2 separate regions of the Homo sapiens genome follow, and region 2 is linked to region 1. A link is a contact called in ENCODE Hi-C data. All regions are on one chromosome and are shown on one strand. The core of a region is the stretch at or near the end of the contact, and the rest is flanking DNA. Distances in the headings are between cores, read along the strand shown. Region 1 holds the start of EDRF1-DT (EDRF1 divergent transcript). Region 2 overlaps LINC02641 (long intergenic non-protein coding RNA 2641).

The links. A loop is a pair of places that touch in the nucleus more often than their neighbours do. Pooled maps may share reads with other maps.
Region 2: a loop to region 1 is called in a pooled map, with 23 times the contacts of the local background. The contact joins the enhancer-like site here to the promoter of EDRF1-DT in region 1. A Hi-C loop is called at or near these places in 2 of 37 single-sample maps with no recorded cell type and 4 of 50 pooled maps.

Annotation. Positions count from the first base shown.
Region 1 is chr10:125,716,825-125,722,152 of GRCh38, forward strand. It overlaps EDRF1-DT (EDRF1 divergent transcript), which reads right to left and starts at 2,669. Exons shown (of 5, transcript NR_033847.1): 1 at 2,598-2,669. EDRF1 (erythroid differentiation regulatory factor 1) reads left to right here and starts at 2,885. Exons shown (of 25, transcript NM_001202438.2): 1 at 2,885-3,091; 2 at 4,380-4,588. The coding sequence starts at 2,984. RefSeq lists enhancers at 2,001-2,110, 2,591-2,670, 2,786-3,768.
Region 2 is chr10:123,395,605-123,400,932 of GRCh38, forward strand. The region is part of intron 6 of LINC02641 (long intergenic non-protein coding RNA 2641); the gene reads left to right. Among named protein-coding and RNA genes, the nearest start is that of LINC02641, 50 kb to the left of the region's middle. RefSeq lists an enhancer at 2,481-2,790. Within about 2 kb of position 2,712, at least 2 of the 41 ENCODE cell types and tissues checked have a DNase peak (open chromatin) inside an H3K27ac peak, as active enhancers do.

The sequences.
Region 1 (5,328 bases), core at 1,419-3,918:
TGAGATAATCATGTGGTTTTTGTCTTTGGTTCTGTTTAAATAACTAAAATCAGAGCAGAACAGAAGGAAATAGAGACACAAAAAACCCTTCAAAAAATTAATGAATCCAGGAGCTGGTTTTTTGAAAGGACCAACAAAACTGATAGACTGCTAGCAAGACTAATAAAGAAGAAAAGAGAGAAGAATCAAATAGATGCAATAAAAAATGATAAAGGGGATATCACCACCGATCCCACAGAAATACAAACTACCATCAGAGAATACTACAAACACCTCTATGCAAATAAACTAGAAAATCTAGAAGAAATGGATAAATTCCTCGACACATACACCCTCCCAAGACTAAACTAGGAAGAAGTTGAATCTCTGAATAGACCTATAACAGGCTCTGAAATTGTGGCAATAATCAATAGCTTACCAACCAAAAAGAGTCCAGGACCAGATGGATTCACAGCCGAATTCTACCAGAGGTACAAGGAAGAACTGGTACCATTCCTTCTGAAACTATTCCAATCAATAGAAAAAGAGGGAATCCTCCCAACTCATTTTATGAGGCCAGCATCATCCTGATACCAGAGCCGGGCAGAGGCACAACCAAAAAAGAGAATTTTAGACCAATATCCTTGATGAACATTGATGCAAAAATCCTCAATAAAATACTGGCAAACCGAATCCAGCAGCACATCAAAAAGCTTATCCACCATGATCAAGTGGGCTTCATCCCTGGGATGCAAGGCTAGTTCAATATATGCAAATCAATAAATGTAAAGAATAAATTTTAAATCACTTCATTTTACGGCTCAGAGGTCTGTTTTGTGGACACAGAGACAGAAATGGAGACGTTTTTAAAATTAAGATCATATTGCACATTGGCTTTTTTTTTTTTATACGGAGTCTCGCTCTGCTGCCCAGGCTGGAGTGCAGTGGTGCAATCTCGGCTCACTGCCAGCTCCGTCTCCTGGGTTCACACCATTCTCCCGCCTCAGGCTCCTGAGTAGCTGGGACTACAGGTGCCTGCCACCAAACCTGGCTAATTTTGTTTTTGTATTTTTAGTAGAGACGGGGTTTCACCGTGTTAGCCAGGATGGTCTCGATCTCCTGACCTCGTGATCCACCCGCATCTGCCTCCCAAAGTGCTGGGATTACAGGCGTGAGCCACCGCGCTAGGCTGCATATTGGCTTTTTAAAATTTCACTTATCACTTAACATTATATGATATGCAATTTAAATGTTCTTAAATATTCCTGAAAAACAAGTTTATGGTTGCACAGGGTTTATTTTCTACCAAAACCAAATTTGACTATCCTCCTCCTAGTGTTAGATATTATGTTCAACTTTTCACCATAAAAAACAATGCATAACTTGCAAAAACCAAAAAAGAATTATTGGCTGCAATATTCAAATGAAATGATAAAAATCAAAATCAATACATGTTGAAGTAAATGTCTACAAAATACACTATTATATCAAATTAACTGTTAAATTTAATTCACTATTATTATTTTTTTAAGACAGAGTCTCACTATCGCCCAGGCTGGAGCGCAGTGTTGCCATCTCTGCTCACTGCAACCTCTGCCTCCCAGGTTCAAGCGATTCTCCTGCCTCAGCCTCCCTAGTAGCTGGGATTACAGGCGCCCACCACCACATCTGGCTAATTTTTGTATTTTTAGTAGAGATGGGGTTTCACCCTGTTCGTCAGGCTGGTCTCGATCTCCTGACCTCAGGCAATCTGCCCACCTCGGCCTCCCAAAGTGCAGGGATTAAAGGCGTGAGCCACCGCGCCCGGCCTGTTAAATTTAATTCATAAAATTGTTTTGTTACATTTGAAAGCAATTTGTGAGTTGAATGCTTACTCATCAGGAGCATTCCTGAAAACGGACAGGACAGTGAGTTGTAAGAGCCAAACGTGAATTACAAATTGAGACAGCCAAATTGCAAGAGCCAAGTTAATTTTTAAAAACACTTTCTGTATCTTACGGCACAACAAAACACTTTTACTACAAAACATGTATTGTATAACGGATGTGGCTGCGTTTGACAGTTTGAGATGACACTGAGGAGTGTGAAAGAGAGCCTGGACCTTCAAAGCTTGCAAACGGCCCGGGCTATTTCTCCACCTCTTCGCTACTCAAAGCGCTGGCATCGTTTCCTGGGAACCTGTGAGAAATGCCGAGTCTCGGACCCATCCAGAGCGCCCGAATGGAAACCTAGGCGTTACGAGGCCCCAGGTTCAGCGTCTCACGGGTCCTGCACCACCTGGGACGCCCCGCAAGCAGCGGGCATGCCGGGCCCCCAGAAGACTCCGAAAGCCACCCATTCCCTAAACGGGGAGGGCCTCGTCCGCGCGTCCCAGCGCCCTCCCCGGAAGCCCCGCCGCTCCCACACCCAGGATGGGGCCACATGGGCACTAAAAGGCGGGCAGGAGCGCCCAGTCTCGAGATGGCTGGCTCGCCTTTCCAGTCCGGGCCCTCGGGGTGCCCGTGTGAAAAGATGTGACACTGAAGCCTGGGGAAGAAGTTTGAACCTCTCACTAATTCACGTAACGGGAGCCGCCGGCAGCGCTGACGGCTGCACCTCCCCTCCCACGCGGACACTACCTGCAGGATCGGACGACCCCCAGAACTGTTTGCCAACAAAGACATGCAGGGGGCGGAGCCTGAGCGTCAGATACCGTGAGCGGCGTGCAGAGGGCGGAGCCTAGGAGTCAGATACCGCGAGAAGTAGTCTCCCGAAGAGGTTCGGACAAGCGCAGGCGCACTACAATTCCCGCCCTGGCCGCGAAGGTGGCACCCGCAGCGGGAGGCGGGGCCGGGCCTTCGGGACAAAGATCGCGAGATTTAATGGCGAGTCACAGCTACTTCTTCCTGGCAGAGACCGGAAGTGCGGTCCGCGGAGCGTCTCTGGCGCTTACCCTGCTTTGGGCCTGCGTTGCTGCTGCTGCTCCTCCGCTCCCCCGTCGTATCGCCTGCCCTGGATCGAAGTGATGGGGGATGCCAAGGAGGCCGGAGCCGAGGGTCCGCCGGCCGGGGCCGCCGCTCGAGGAGGGCTCAGCCTCCTGTCCCAGGGAGAATCCGAGGAATCTTCTGCACAGGTGAGTCCTCCGCGGAGGGGGACCTGCCAGGGATGTGGGAGCGGAGGACCCGCTCCACCGGGGAGGGATGCCACGGTTCCCGGCAGATTCTGGAGGCTTCTCCATGTTTCCCTGACACCCCCAAAACAGGGAGTTGAAGTCCATGCTCCAGTCGGCAGGTATTCGTATTAAAAGCAGTTCTGGTAGCCGACAGGTGAATTAGATACGATCTTTCCTCTCAAGGAGGGTACATGTAAATATGTCGTTCCAAAACGTGGCACAGTCGTGCAAAGCAGGAGGGAAGAAACGGTGCCAGGTAGTGACTCGCCGAGAATGAGACCGAACTAATTCACAAAGGGTGTAAAATGTTTGCCATGCAGAAGAGGTACTGCGTGAAAGGTTAGAATATTGAACCCAGACGCCGAACTTGCTTTGGGAGTGTGCAAGTGCAGGCTGTGAGGAACGAACCCCCAATGCCTTTCTATGAAGTTAGAGACTCAAGAGTATTTGAACCATGCATGCATGCATGAACCGATGCATCGATTACTAAATATTTGCATTAAAACAAAAAGCCCAAATGTTCTACCAGACTATTTTATGAATGATGTGTTATTAAAATTAAAATACATCTTTGGCCGGGCGCGGTGGCTCACGCCTGTAATCCTAGCACTTTGGGAGGCCGAGGTGGGTGGATCACCTGAGGTCGGGGAGTTCGAGACCAGCCTGGCCAACATGGCAAAACCCTGTCTCTACTAAAAATACAAAAATTAGCCGGACGTGGTAGTGCACGCCTGTAATTCCAGCTACTAGGGAGGCTGAGGCAGGAGAATGGCGTAAACCCCAGAAGCCGAGGTTGCAGTGAGCCATGATTGCTCCACTGCACCCTAGCCTGGGCGACAAAGCAAGACTGCGTCTCAAAAAAAAAAAAAAAAAGAATTAAAATACATCTTTAATACTGAAAATAGGCTTTACTAAAGTTTGCATCTAGTTAACATGATACCATTGAGTCTCCTTGGTTTCTGCTTCTCCACTTTACATGAATACATTTTAAAAGAGATGTGGGTGGTCCATTTTCTAGCTGATAACCATAACCATCATACTCCTTGACTCATCTTTTTTCTTTGAAGTTGGTGTAAAAGAACTAAGTAAATGTTACCATTTATGCTCAAATTTATTAAGTGCTGTTAGTAACATGTGGCATACGTTCCTTGTGAAGCCTGGTGTGACAGGTTCTTGTTTTCTTTTTATAAAGGTGAGATTTTTCGTTCTTAGTAATTTTCATTAAAGTTTCACCCAATGTGTTAATTAGGGATCAGCTTTATTTCTTGGAGGCAATGAAGTGAAGAGCCGAGCTGTGGTGAAATACTCTTCTGCCCCTCCTCGAACAGCATTTGCACGCCTTGAAGAGAAAACAGACTTGAAACTCCCACCTGCCAACTGGTTACGAGAGAGTGCCAAACTAGGGCCAGCAGGAACTACCATTCTTGGCAACAGCAAGAAAAGCAAGCCATTTTCAAGGTAAATATTAATCAGTGGCATTTTTACCTGCCCCTCCACCCTCACTTAAAACTCTTATTTGCTTTTAAATTCAGTTTGTAATGCCTATTAACTTGTCGAGATTTCTCTTTAGAGAAAGATCACATTTGATTTTCAAAGGCTTTTTATTCTGATAATAGATGATGTTAAAACATGAAGATATACATACAATATCAATTGCATATGCTTCTTTTAAGTCTACGTCATGTTATCAGCAAAGATGAGTTTTGACTGCCAAAGTTCAATCAGCCCTTTCATTTTAGCCAATTTGCATACCTTTTGGATATGTGAATACAAAGGATCAGCTTGGTGCATGAGGAGGAAAACCTTGAACATTCCTTCATCTTTCCTGTGGAGTTTTTCATTAAATGGTGGCAGGTTGATCTGGAAAAGCCAGATTTAAAAACCCAGCATGTTGGGTGACCTACACCTTGACTTTGACACCAGAACTGATGGTGTTCAAAGTTGAGAGAGTAGCCTGAGGTCTTATAGAGAAAAATGTATTAATGTACATACTGTAGGACATTTAATGTGTAGGGTTCTCTTTTCTTCTTCCCCCTTCTCAGCAACTCAATCTAAAATATTTCCATGTAACTTGTAGCAAGAGGCACAAATACACTAATACTTTATGAGCTGGTATTTTGGAAATTATCCTAAAGCCTCAGAAAATAAAAGTTATATTTGCAAAAATGCTGTTTGTTTGTAGCATCATTTATAGGAGC
Region 2 (5,328 bases), core at 1,462-3,961, 2.3 Mb before region 1:
TAATATACCCCACTCCAAGGGAAGAAGGAACCCCCTTCTCCCTGCAGTCCCTGGAGCCTCAGCCTGGCCAGAGAAGGGTGAGGAGAAAGCTTTGAGTTGGGCATGAGATTGGAATTTTAAACTAGACACAATTTTAATAATGAAAATAACCTAAAAGTTTTAGAATCTGCCCAAGAGACCCTTCCAGGATATGCTGAGCCCCCAGGAAGGGACAGCTGGTGCTGCACCATTAGAGTGGCATTCAGGGAAGTAAAATGACTTGATATGCTCAGGCCACTCAGTGGAGGCTGGGTGTCCCGCTATTGCTGGTGGCTGAGAACTGCTGTCCTGCCTGGGTTGGCCTGGATGTTCTGGCTCCTGTCCACCTCTGGGACCACACAGACCTCCTACTGGGCATCCTGATGGGGAAAACCAGGGCCATGGCTGAGACAATCAGGCTCTGATGGTCAAACTGAATGGCTGTGGACAGTCCACAGTGAGATGGCAGGTGTCTGCCTGGCAGGCGTCCAGGTGAAGGAGCAGTGACCAGGTCCGCCTGCGTTTGGGTTGGGCTTCTGGATGTGTTGTCCACATATGCAGGTGGAACACGGGACTGTTATGTGGCTTCCCTGTCAGACACCTGAGCTGGCTGCCTGCATTTATCTGGTTCGACACCAGGTACTTTTCGACACCAGGTACTTCCCCCAAACACAAAGCTAGGCTGTTAATGACAGCATAAAGATGGCACAGGATGTGCATAATCCAACTGAGGCTATTACAAGAAAGAAAATTTGGTGAAAGATGCCCAATGCATTGGGAAAGATGAAATGCCTCTTTCCATACATATGAGTTTTATCCAGCTAGAAATAGACTGTTTAAATAACTTTCTTAATTAAATAAAGAGGATATTTTAAAGTTAGATCTGGAAAACCCTCATACCTCCAGCGCATGGTTTCAATGAAATATCCCTTAACATGAAAATATAGACAGTTAGTTTTTTCTTCCAAAGTGAAATGCTGAGAGGCTTCCATTCCTGGTTTATTATGCTTTCTGTATCTCTGCTCATTTTTCACCAGTATTGCATTAAGTATTGATATTGATTTCTTGTAAATGGAACTGAAATAGATGGCCCACAGTTTTTGTTATTGTTCGGTGGCACTTGTATGTAATTTATTATGGCTGTAATGGAGGCTGCCCCTCGCTGCCACGGCTTAAATTAAATGTGCCACACTCTGGCCTCTGCTTGTCACCGGCATCTCTCATTTGATAGCAAAAATTATTATGTATAAAGTTTCTCTTTCCTTCTCACCCCTTCCATAAGAAACAATAACTGTGCCCTTTGTATTGTTTTGAAAGTTTGTGTTGATGACGTCCATCATTAGTGAAAAATATGAAAGTAGGAAGGGAGAGGACAATTTCCTCCTGGCAGCTGGGTTCTGTTTGGTTTCTGGGAGGCCTGGCAGACAGGAGACCTGGAGTCCTGGCCTGGTTTTACTTCAACTCAATGGAGTGACCTTGGGCTAGTCCCCTTCTCCTTCTGACTGTGGTTTTGTGAAGATGCATCCATGGCTCACGTATGTGCAGGGCTCCAATGACAGCCCCTGCAGTCCAGGGCCAGGGAGCTAAGGTGCCCTTTGTCTGTGTGTTTTCCCTGTAGGGAGTGCCCCAGGATAAGCTGGTGAGATGGCAGGGTGGCACCTGAGTGGGCTTGGGCACCAGGCTGTCATGGCTGAGGACATCTGAAGGCAAAATTGCCTGGGGACAAGCAGCTTTGGGTGTCCCATCCAAGGTGCAGTGCAGGTCCACAGAGAGGAGGCACATCTTGAAGCCAGAGAGTGGCCCCCTCCACAACAGGAAAGGGCAAAGCAAGGACAAGGGGAAAGTGTCCTGGCAAAAAAACAAAAACAAAAACAAAACAAAAAAAACACACAACCCAAAACTGGAAATTCTCTTTCTCTTTCAGTTGAACCTCTTGGCTGGGCCAGTACCCGAAAAGCCACACCGAATAATCTTGGGGAATAGCTGTGCGACCATCCTTTCCCAGCATGCTCAGGATTCTGCAAATGTCCTCTGCCTTCTCTAAGGCCCCCATCTCCCTTTCAGGGTTCTGTAGCGTGTGTTCAACTTCTGGCCTGTGTCTTTCACTGTGTCGGGGTATTTTTAGGGGGATAGAATAGGGTGAGAAGCAACAGGAACTATCATGACTGGGGGGAATAGGCAGGCCCAGTATTAACGTGGCGTGTGTGTGTGTGTGTGTGTGTGTGTGTGTGTGTGTGTGTGTGTATTTGTGTGAATGTGTGCATGTGTGTGTTTGTGTTTGTGCATAGCACCTCAAGTGTAGGCATCTTTATTCCCAAGACAGCCCTTGCCAAAGACAGGGTCAAGTCACATGCTCTTAGACCTGATAATTCTGCTTATGTGATTTTCACTTCAAATGATTTCCTGTTAGGCATAAAGGTTTCTACTAAAGAAAAATTTAAGGTCCTCACACAAGCCACTTCTGCTCCTCCACTTCTTAAAGAACCAAGTTAGATTTTAGTGCATTCAGCATGGGGCAAAACAGTGTCTATTAATTAGACTTTCATTTCTATTGACAATGGGGCCTACAGGCCTTGCACTGAGGTGGACACAGACCTTTTGTGGTGCCCTGTTGATCCTGGTTCTGCTCGTGGAAAATTAGGCCTGATTGCCCTATGAAGGCCCCTTCTCTAGTTTCCCTCTCTCACCTGCTAAGTCTCCATTCTTCCTCTAACTGCTTTAAATAGGTCAGCTGAGTTTCATTCTTACAGTCATCAGGCCTTTGGTGAAGGCATCTGTGCTCTTGCTGAAGTCTGCAACATTTCCCAACATGCAGGCCAAGGGCCCTTCTCTTTCGGTCTGACCACTTGTCTGTTCATGCATGCATGCTTTCATTCATTCAGAAAATGTGTCAAGAAAAGAGCACATGATTTGGAGGCAGACGTAATTCAGTGGTGTGCCGGAGTGGGATATTTCCAGCTTGCAAAAGCGGATTGCTAAATTTGTAAGTGTTTTGCAGCTGGTTTTTAAACATATATTAAAAATGAAATTGTAGAAAATTGCAATTAAATAAATTATATCAAAAACAGAAAATAAATACTCAAAACTCATCATTTTCTAATTATTTTATAACATTGTATTACCATCTGTATCAGAGGTTTCCAAAGTTTTTCTATGAAAGTGCAGATAGTAAGTATTTTAGGCTTTCTTGTCTCTGACACACTATTCAGGTCTGCTGTTTTAAGGTAAAAGGAGCCACAGACAATGCATCAAAGAATGGGCATGGCTGTACTCCTGTAAAACTATTTATAAACATGTAGCACTAGATTTGGCCCATAGCCCAGGTCAAGTTTGCCAACTCTTGATCTATGCTTTTGAGGTTATTTATGTCTGTAATATCCTTCTGGTGGAAATACTGTATAATGGTTGCTCCCCAACTCTGCCTTCCATGAGCTCATGCTGGCAGCTTGGAATCAGCCATGGTGGGAGTATTTACACCACAGAAATTGGCAAACACTAACAATCAGTTCTCTTTTCCCAGAGAACTGGCTAAACATTCACGGGGACACCACTGGGTGCGTCTGAGTCTTGACTCCGTGTTATATTAGCTCTGTGGCCTTAGGCACATGATTTACTTTCTGAGCTTTAGTTACCTTCAATAAAGGCAGAGACTGTGCCTATCCCAGAGCACTGGCAGGGGCTGAAGTGACACAATGTGACCTAACGCGTGTAAAGCACACAGCCATGGGGCCTGGTTTAAGGGGGATTCACAGTTGAGACAAGAACTGGCTCTGGCCTCAGGAATTCTCAGGGTCCCGGAGGGAGAAGGTATAGCTCAACCATAGAACGTAAAAGAAAGAATCATAACCTGCAGTGGAAAGATCTGATCAGCCACTCTCCAACCTGGGGACTTCTGACAGCTGATTCTTGGGCCTCAGAGCTATGGTTTCAATCTCAACCACGACCCTCCAGGCAAGCCCTCTGCAACCCAGCTCCTGCCTCCACTTCCCACTGCTGACCCGACCACACACCCCGAGACCCTTCGCCCTTCCTGATGCACAGTCACGCCCTACAGTCCTTGTTCCCACTACCCCCCTCTTCCTGCGCCTCCCGTCCCTGCCCTTGTCTCTGGACTCAGCTCACAGGCAGCCTCCCTCCGTAGCTTCTCAGCCACTCCCAGATAGATCTCCCCATCTACAGGCTTCTATATCCTTGAGAGGGGATTCCAGCTCTTCCCCGTGGCCTGTGAGGCCCTGCACGCTCTGGACCCCTAGGAATGAATCATGTTTGGTATTTTCTATATTTTATGATGCTTTGACATCTTGGGGACCTTACTGGCCAGAAAGCAAATTGCCTGCAAGCCCACCACCACTCACATGTAACCAACCAGTCCAGGGCCCATTCTCCACTCACCTTCTCTATCTCACTCACACACTAACCAATATTTCCCCTGCCCTAAACCACCCCTGAACCAGATACCGAGCATCTAGAGACCACCCCAGAGTCCAGAGGTCCCCCAACACGATTCAGACTAGCTGGTCCTGGGCTGTTTCCTCTGCCTGGCCTGGCCTTTCCTGAGGAAACCACAATGAGGGCTCTGCTGGCCTAGGCTTCTGCCTCACTCTTTGTGTCTTGGCCCTGTCCAGTCCTTCACCTCGTGGTTCTCTCTCTTGTCACTCAATTGCCTCTATAAATTAAATCTGGGGTACAATCCTGAGACACCCTCCATCATCTCCCCAGCCTCCTCTCCTAACCTGCCCCCTGCACTTCATTCCAGATGCACTGGTGGCATGCCACCCCTCAGGCGTGCTGCACTTGGGCCTGCCCCAGGGCCCTTGCACTTGCCTTTCCCTCTGCCTGCACTGCTCCACCCCCAGGTATTCTCACAACTCAGCCCCTCACTATGGAAAGACTTTGTCTTGTCGGTGCTTTGTCAGAAGACAGCCCATGTTCTCTAATAAAAAACCCATTCTACTACCACACTCACCTGGCACTCCCTATTCGATAACCTGCTTTGTTTCTCAATCTCCTACCAACACCTGGCATCAGACACATTTGTTTATTTCTGCCCCTTCTTCTTGAGTACAAGCCCCATGAAGGCAGGAATAGGCTTGTTGAGCTCACGGCTGCATCCCTAGGACTTAGAGCCATGCCCAGGGTGGAGTAGGGGCTCAGGGAGTATTTGGTGCCTCCACTGGGGAGGGGAAGGCACCTCTGCACACCTTCAAGCCAGTACTGATCACCTGCTCTCAGTCATGGTTTGTTGGTGCCCCCTCTGGGGCAGGGACTGGGCCCCTTTGTCTGGGCATCTCCCTGGCACAGTCAGGTGAG